2 separate regions of the Homo sapiens genome follow, and region 1 is linked to region 2. Evidence: chromatin loops called from intact Hi-C (ENCODE). Cell type or tissue: CD4-positive, alpha-beta T cell. All regions are shown on one strand. Each heading gives the region's core, and the rest is flanking DNA. Links, peaks and the distances in the headings are about the cores only.

What was found. Peaks named below come from ENCODE experiments on the same cell type or tissue, not always from the same donor. Only the 100,000 strongest peaks of a DNase experiment are listed, where the experiment ranks them.
Region 1: a loop joins it to region 2, with 1.9 times the contacts of the local background. A loop is called at or near these places in 1 of 110 quality-filtered maps.

The regions. Positions count from the first base shown.
Region 1 is chr2:54,011,881-54,016,276 of GRCh38, forward strand. It overlaps a transcript of ACYP2 not described here. Among named protein-coding and RNA genes, the nearest start is that of PSME4, 43 kb to the left of the region's middle. In CD4-positive, alpha-beta T cell, for the core only: no CTCF peak of the experiment used is centred there; a DNase peak (open chromatin) is centred at 2,281; H3K4me3 peaks cover 359 bases; H3K27ac peaks cover 768 bases.
Region 2 is chr2:53,945,654-53,950,049 of GRCh38, forward strand. It overlaps PSME4 (proteasome activator subunit 4), which reads right to left. Exons shown (of 47, transcript NM_014614.3): 2 at 3,490-3,630; 3 at 2,768-2,884. Among named protein-coding and RNA genes, the nearest start is that of PSME4, 23 kb to the right of the region's middle. In CD4-positive, alpha-beta T cell, for the core only: no CTCF peak of the experiment used is centred there; no DNase peak of the experiment used is centred there.

The sequences.
Region 1 (4,396 bases), core at 316-4,315, 66 kb after region 2:
TAGGTTGTCTACCTTGGAAAGTTTTTTAACTTGAACTGTACCTATGAACATTTCTGATTTAAAATACTCCTGGGGCCAGGTGAAGTGGCTCACACTTGTAATCCTAGCACTTTGAGAGGCCGAGGTTGGTGAATCACTTGAGGTCAGGAGTTTGAGACCAGCTTGGCCAACATGGTGAAACCGCATCTCTACTAAAAAAACAAAAATTAGCCAGGCGTGGTGGCGTGTGCCTGTAGTCCCAGCTACTCAGGTGGCTGAGGAAGGAGAAACACTTGAACCTGGGAAGTTGAGGTTGCAGTGAGCTGAGACTTTGCCACTGCATTCCAACCTGGGCAACAGAGCGAGACTCCGTCTCAAAAAAAAAAAAAAAATACTCCCAGGCTGGACATGGTGGCTCACACGATCACTTAAGTTTAGGAGTTCAAGACCAGTCTGAGAAACATAGCAAGACCTCGCTCCTATCTACTAAATAAATAAATAATAAACATTAGCCAGGCATGGTGGCACATGCTTGTAGTTCAGCTACTCAGGAGGCTGAAGCCGGAGGATCACTTGAGCCCAGGAGGTTGAGGCTGCAGTGAGCCATGACTGTGCCACTGCACTCTAGCCTAGGCATGAGCAAGACCCTGTCTCAATCAATCAATCAATCAATAAAGCATTTTGTATTTGTCTCTCTGCTCTCCCTATGCTGACTAGAAGCATGACACTCTCCCTCTTGGTACAGCACTGAGGCCGTCAGTCACCAGAATCTGGTGACTCCTCTATCCTCAGCTCCTCTGTTACTCGTCTGATCTACAGTCCTTTAATCCATCATCTCTGTCTGGCGCGGGTTGTTTCCCAAGCCTCCCAGTTGCTTGGCCAGCTTTGGCACTCCTACCCCTATCCTCTTTCTCAACTAGCAGCCAGAGTTTTCCTATTAAAAGCTAAGCCAGGTCAAGTCACTCTTGGCGCTGGAGTGGCTTCCCATCTCGTTCAGAGTGAAAGCTGGTGTTCACAGTAGCCTACAAGGCCCTGAGTGCTCTGACCTGTCTTCTTCTCTGATCTCACCTCCCACTCTCCCTCTCCCTCTGCTCTAGTTACGCCAGCTCTTAGCTGTTCCTTGAATATGCCAAGATGCTCTTACCTCAAGACGTGCACTGTCGTTGCAGGAAACACATTTCGCAGATATATCTATCTGCATGCATGACACGGTCCCTCACCCCTTCAAGGTTTTGCTCAAAATGTCACTTTCTCAGGGAGGCTTTCTCTGAGCTCCTTTTAAATTCAACTCTCCCCACCTGCCCCCACCCCCCGCCCCAGCTTCCACATCCTCAGCAATTTCTGTTCCCTTCCCCTGCCATGTTTTGGTCAATATAACATTTACCACCATCTAATATGTGTGTGTGTGTGTGTGTGTGTGTGTGTGTGTGTGTGTGTGTGTGTGTGTGTGTGTGTGTTTTGAGACAGAGTCTTGCTCTGTTGCCCGGCTGGGGTGCAATGTCACAATCTCGGCTCACTGCAACCTGTGCCTGCCAGGTCCAACCGATTCTTCTGCCTCAGCCTCCCAAGTAGCTGGGATTAGAGGCATGCACTACCATGCCCAGCTAATTTTGTATTTTTAGTAGAGACGCGGTTTCATCATGTTGGCCAGGCTGGTCTTGAACTCCTGACCTCAGGTGATCCACCCACCTCGTCCTTCCAAAGTGCTGGGATTACAGGCATGAGCCACTGCGCACGGCCACCATCTAATAAACTTTAACCGATGTATTATTTATTGCCTGCACTTCTATACAAATCCTTGACTGTAAGTTCTATGACGAGTTTATTTAACAGTTCCAGACACAGAGAAGCACTACAAGAGAGAAAAAAGAAAAAAAAAAAAAAGAGAGAGAGAGGTGAGTGAATTCAGTTAGTAGTTAGCCTGAGAAATGAGAAATTGTACTAAATGAAGTGACACACTGGGAACACTGGATAACAATTTGTGGTTACAATGGAAGGCTTAAGAAACTCAGTGGAGGCTGGGTGTGGTGGCTCACACCTGTAATTCCACCACTTTGGGAGGCTGAGGTGGGCAGATCACTTGAGGTCAGGAGTTCGAGACCAGCCTGGCCAACGTGGTGAAGCCCCTTCTCCACTAAAAATACAAACATTAGCCGGGAGTGGTGGCAGGCACTTGTAATCCCAGATACCCAGGAGGCTGAGGCAGGGGAATCGCTTGAACCTGGGAGGCGGAAATTGCAGTGAGCTGAGATCGCACTGTTGCACTCCAGCCTGGCAGACAAGAGCAAAAAAACTCCGTCTGAAAAAAAAAAAGAAAGAAACTCAGTAAAATTAAGGCAGGCAGGGCAGGTTGGGGAATGCAAACCTTTCAGTTTCTGTGGTTTTCCTTCCTCTTCATCTCCTGCAGTGAAGATGAGGGTGGGGCTAGGGTCAGGATTATCTTCACTTTATTTCTTTTTTTACCTTTCTTTCTTTCTTTTTTTGAGATGAAGTCTCACTTTGTCACCCAGGCTGCAGTGGCACGAACTTGGCTCACTGCAACCTCCACCTCCCCATTTCAGGCAATTCTCCTGCCTCATCCTCCCGAGTAGCTGAGATTACAGGTACCCACCACCAGGCCTGGCTAATTTTTTGTATTTTTAGTAGAGACAGGGTTTCACCACGTTGGCCAGGCTGGTCTCAAACTCCTGACCTTAAGTGATCCGCCCACCTTGGCCTCCCAAAGTGCTGGGATTACAGGCTTGAGCCACCGCTCCCAGCCGTCCCCTATGCCTTTTTTAAATAAGCTCTTTTTATTTCAGCTGGTTGAGTGAGAAATGCTTGTTCCTTGCAAATAAATGAGCAAACTATAATAATAAATTTGTAAAAAAAAAATTTTTTTTCTTTTTTGTTTCTTTTTATTTATTTATTTATCTTTCAAGACAGGGTCTTGCTCTGTCCCCTGGGCTGGAGTACAGTGGTGCAATCATGGCTTACAGCAATCTCGGACTCTTGGCCTCAAGCAGTCCTCCCACCTCAGCCTCTCAAAGTGCTGAGATTACTGGTGTGAGCCACTGTATCTGGCCCCCCATGTTTTTGGTGTATTTTCTCTTTCTACTTCAATATTATATTGTAGTAGATGCCTTGAATTTAGGACAATATCCTAATCTTTGGCTACTCAAAGTGGGGTCTGGGGAGCAGCAGTATACTAGCTATCACTGGGAGTGAGTTAGAAAGTCAGAGTCTTGCTGGGCGTGGTAGCTCATGCCTGTAATCCCAGCACTTTGGGAGGCTGAGGCGGGCAGATCACTTGAGGTCAGGTATTTGAGATCAGCCTGGGCAACATGGTGAAAACCTGTCTCTGATAAAAAAGATAAGTAAATAAATTACAGGCGGGTGTGGTGGCTCACGCCTGTAATCCCAAGCACTCTGGGAGGCCGAGGCGAGCAGATCATGTGAGGACGGGAGTTCAAGACCAGCCTGATCATGGAGAAACCCTGTCTCTACTAAAAATACAAAATTAGCCAGGTGTGGTGGTGCATGCCTGTAATCCCAGCTACGTGGGAGGCTGAGGCAGGAGACTCGCTTGAACCTGGGAGACAGAGGTTGCGGTGAGTCGAGATTGTGCCATTGTTCTCCAGGGAAAAAAAAAATACAAAAAGTCAGCCAGGTATGGTGGTGTGTGCCTGTAGTCCCAGCTACTCCTGAGGCTGAGGTAAGGATCACCTGAGCCTGGGGAGGTGGAGGATTCAGCGAGCCATGATTGTGCCACTGCACTCCAGCCTGGGCAACAGAGTGAGACCCCGTCACACACACACACACACACACACACACACACACACACACACACGGCAGAATCTCAGCCTGTGCCCCAAACCTGCTGAATTAGAATCTGCATTTTAACAAGATCCCAGGTGATTTCAGATGCATGTGACAGTTTGAGAGGCCCAGCTGTAATCTACTCTGTAATCTAGAGTAGATTACACTGAGTTGTCATTATATTTTTGGAGAGATGGGGTTTTGTTATGTTGACCAGGCTGATCTCCAAACTCCTGGCATCAAGTGATTTTCCCACCTCAGCCTCCCAAAGTGCTGGGATTATGGCTGGGAGATACCACACCCAGCTAACTAGAATTTTAAATGTTTCTCATTGCTGTCAGAACAAGCCATAAGCCCCAGCCTGACCTTTATGGCCACAGTAAGATGGACCTTACCTACTTCTCCAGTCTTTCCTATATTAATATCCTGTTCCACCTAAATTGCTTGACTTAATTATTCTCCAAATATGCTAAGCATATTTGGGATGTATGCTCATGGTCTTTGCTTTGTCTGTCTGCTCAGTTTCCACATCTGTTTGGAGGCCACTGCTGCCTGGCTTAGCTCACAGTGCTGTCTCATTCTGTAAACATCTGTAGCCCTCCCAGTGCCATAAAAAAAA
Region 2 (4,396 bases), core at 137-4,136:
AAGCAGTGATTTCAATAAGGACTAAAACATAAGGCACATGAGTTTAAAATTTGAAAGACAGTTAACAAATTAAGCAATCTTTCACTTTTGATTATAAAAATAGCATTCTAAAAATAGTATGAACACATGTAGTCAGCTGACAAAACTGTTTCAAAATGTGGCAGAATATATCTAAGAAGAAAAAACTCAAAATTGTCACAGTGTAGGTAATGAGTATAGGTAGGTTATATGATTTATAAATTTTATTTTAGAATAATTACAATTACAAAATGAAATGCTGAGTCTGTTAAGAGTTGAGAGTCAGTGCTGTGTTTCAGTCACAACGTCTCTTCAAAAGATCAAGAACAGCCATGGTAAAACTTTTAAGGACAAGGATGATGTGACACTTTAGGAAGAGACATGGTAAACATAATCAATAAGCACTGACTGACCAATACTAATAGAAAATTTCCAGACAAACAGCTCTTATCACTGAAGAGGAAAGCCATAGATACTTATTAATGACCACAAAGGACTTTAAAAGCAGCATGTGCCTTTGCAAAGGTAGACCCTTAAGGCAGGAAAGTAGGACGCTTGGTTATGAAGCAGCAAGAAGGCATACTGAAGAACAGGGTATCACTGAAGAAACCGCCTTACCTCCTCCTTTCATTTACAAAATACTTTCAGAAGCAGCCAAAATTATCAGCAAGAAACATCTCAGAAGGATAACTGATCTGAACACAGTTCAAAGGTCCCTGAGATCTATGAAATAGTGAAGCCTGTCTATGGCCATACCACCCTGAATGTGCCCAATCTCATCTGAAATGGTGAAGCCAGTAAGAAATTCCCTGACCTCTTATTTAAAGAAGACTCAGTCAAACCAGTATAGGTCATGGTCCCTGTGGCAAAAATAACACCCAAAAGGAATATTTACAATCAAAGCTTTTGTATTCAATTTTGAGTTTTCTTAAAAAATACTGGGGCCAGGTGTAGTGGCCCATGCCTGTAATCCCAGCACTTTGGGAGGCCAAGGCGGGAGGATCACTTGAGCCCAGGAGTTCAAGACCAGGCTGGGCAACACAGTGAGACCCTGTGTAGAGACCCTGTCTCTACAAATAAAAAATTTTAAAAATTAGCCAGGCATGGTGGCACACGCCTGTGGTCCCACCTTCTCAGGAGGCTGAGGCGGGAAGACTGCTTGAGCCCAGGAGGTCAAGGCTGTGGTGATGCAAGATCTTGCCACTGCACTCCAGCCTAGGCAACAGAGCAACCCTGAAAAAGGAAGGAAGGAAGGAAGGAAGGGAGAGAGGAAGGGAGGGAGGGAGGAAAACCTAACAAATATTGGTAAAAGCATACTTGCACAATGCACTATTCTATTTCGTGATAAAATTTGCTATTTTTATGGTTGAAATGAGTTTCCTTGTTTTAACACATGAAACTTTCAAGAAATAAATGACTTCTAACCACCTTACTTGTGCAAAACTGTCCAAAAACCAATTAGGACCTAAGTTGAAGATCATGTTTTACCTCTTCCACTTACACCATTTCACATTTGCCATCTGCACTCATTTTCAAAAAATTCTATGGTAAGGGACAAAGACTGTTGACCTAAGTAAAGGCTGAGGGTTAATCATAGATTAAATGAATTTAACAAGACATAATGAAATAATGTAGACATGCCTAAGACTGAGAGAGAAAACTGCAGAAGTCTTTAAAGACTTAATTTATAAAAAAGAAAAAGGAAATTAATACAGGCATAGAGAATGGTGCTCTTCAAGAAATGAGTACACAGGCTGGGGGTGGTGGCTCACGCCTGTAATCCCAGCACTTTGGGAGGCTGAGGCAGGGGGATCACGAGGTCAGGAGATAGAGACCATCTTGGCTAACATGGTGAAACACCGTCTCTACTAAAAACACAAAAAAATTAGCCGGGCGTGGTGGTGGGCACCTGTAGTCCCAGCTACTCGGGAGGCTGAGGCAGGAGAACGGCATGAACCCTGGAGGTGGAGCTTGCAGTGAGCTGAGATCGCACCACTGCACTCCAGCCTGGGCGACAGAGCGAGACTCCATCTCAAAACAAAACAAACAAAAACACTGAAGAGGCCAGGCGTGGTGGCTCATGCCTATAATCCCAGGACTTTGGGAGGCCAAGGCAGGCAGATCACCTGAGGTCAGGAGTTCGAGACCAGCCTGGCCAACATGGCGAAACCCCATCTCTACTAAAAATACAAACATTAGCTGGGTATGGTGGTGCATGCCTGTAATCCCAGCTGCTCGGGAGGCTGAGGAACGCGAATCACTTGAACCCGGGAAGTGGAGGTTGCAGTGAGCTGAGATCACACCACTGCACTCCAGCCTGAGCGTCAGAGTGAGACACCATCTCAGAAAAAAAAGAATGATAAGCCAAACGTGCTAAAACTGAGAAAATTTAAAGCTAGACCACAACTGGACAGAAATGATACCTGTCAGTCTAGTATGAAATCACTATTAACCAAAAAAGGGCAGATGATATTTTATTATATAAACTCAGAATAAAATATAAAACCAAAAATTAGCTATCAAAGAGGCAGGATGTAGGTGCAAGAAGTCAATGATCTGCAAGAGAGATGCAGCCTCAGATACAGTTTATAGAGGGCAATGAATTGTTTCAGGAGTCAAATTACACAGAAATAGGCACATTAAAATATCTGCTTGTTTCTTTCAAACAACTCAATATTTTTCAATCATGATCACCCCCCTAAAAAACCCCAAGTACTCCCAAATAAGTGCTTTAAATGGAAATACTTACTTAGGAAACCAATTTAATCCTAGGTGCTCTGTCTTGGAATATAATATTCTTTCTACCATGTCATAAAGTGGTCTCCAGGGTAACTCCAAATCAGCTCTTGAAAGAAGTTCCTTTTTCCTAAAAAGTAAAATAAAATAAATACCTATGTATGCATATGTGCACAGATGTGTGTATACCACAAATACTACACAGGGACAGTTAAACATTGCTGCTCATCACCATGGGTTTTGCTTTCCCCATCCATGGCCACTCACTAGCAGAACATAGTATTAAGAAGAATAATGCACCCAATTCTTGCTGCTGCTCAAACCTCAAAGAGCAGCAGATAAAAGAGGGCATTTAAATTTGTGTCGCCATTATTGTGGATGAATTTCATGTTTTCCCACACTATGGAATATTTAATGTTTCCAGCATTGAGTTGGATGCTTCAGGGTAAGCAAAAGAATCCATGATCTTTGTCTTGTCTTCTCAAGGGACTTAACAACCTATAAAAGGGGAAGTTCAATGGGTGCTAGAGAAGAGACCATGTCATGGAAGAGATGGAATTTTAACTAAAAGGTTAACTGACACATTTGATGAAAATTAAGATAATGTTTTTTGCAATCATTTTCCAAATTGGCAATTTGAGACTTGGTCTTCTTACCAAAAACACTTAGTCCTCATTCCCTAAAACCCTGAAGAAACAAACAAACCTTAACAGAAACCTCTGGAAAAAGACTTACTTTAACAAGTTGATCAAAAGGCGGGCAAATCCCTGCATCATGCTGATTTCCAGTTTTGGAATTGATACCAGCTCATACAATAACTTAATAAAAAGAACATGATCTTCTTTGCTAAATTTTCTCCCATAAAGTCGAATATATCTGCAAGAGAAAAATAGATATACCCTTTAAAAATAGGTATGATGACACATCCATGTTCAATGCAGCATTATCCATAGAAGCCAAGATGTAGATGCAACCTGAATGGCCACAGAAGGATGAATGGATAAGGAAAATGTGGCATATACAACACAATGGATTATTGTCTTTTTTTTTTTTTTTTAACATTTCATGGAAAACTTTTTATTGGTTTTCTGGATAGAAACAGGAATTTATTTGCCAGGAAGAATGATCCCATCATACTTCAGCTAGAACCAGTGATGAGGATGATTCAGTCTTAAAAAAGAAGGAAATCCAGTCATAAGCTACAGCATGTATGAATGTTAAGTGAAATACGCCAGTCACAAAAGACAAATACTGTGTAGGTATCCAAAGTAATCAAACTCATAGAAACAGAAAGTAGAATACTTGCTGCCAGGGGTTGCAAGGACCAGGAAATGGAGAGCTGTTATTCAATGGGTATAGTTTCAGTCAAGTAAAATAAAAGAAGTTGTACAACAATGTATATATGGTTAACAATACTGTATTGTACAGTTAAAAATTAAGATAAACTTGATACTTATTTTTAATGACAATTTTTAAAAATAGGTGTGGTAACAATTTCAAATGTCTTTGATGGTTAACTATTTTATATCTATTCTCACTATTATGCAGTAAAAAATTGTTCTGTACTTCAATTGAGACATAACCAGGCCAGGCAAAGTAGTTCATGCCTGTAATCCCTGCACTTTGAGAGGCTAAAGCAGGA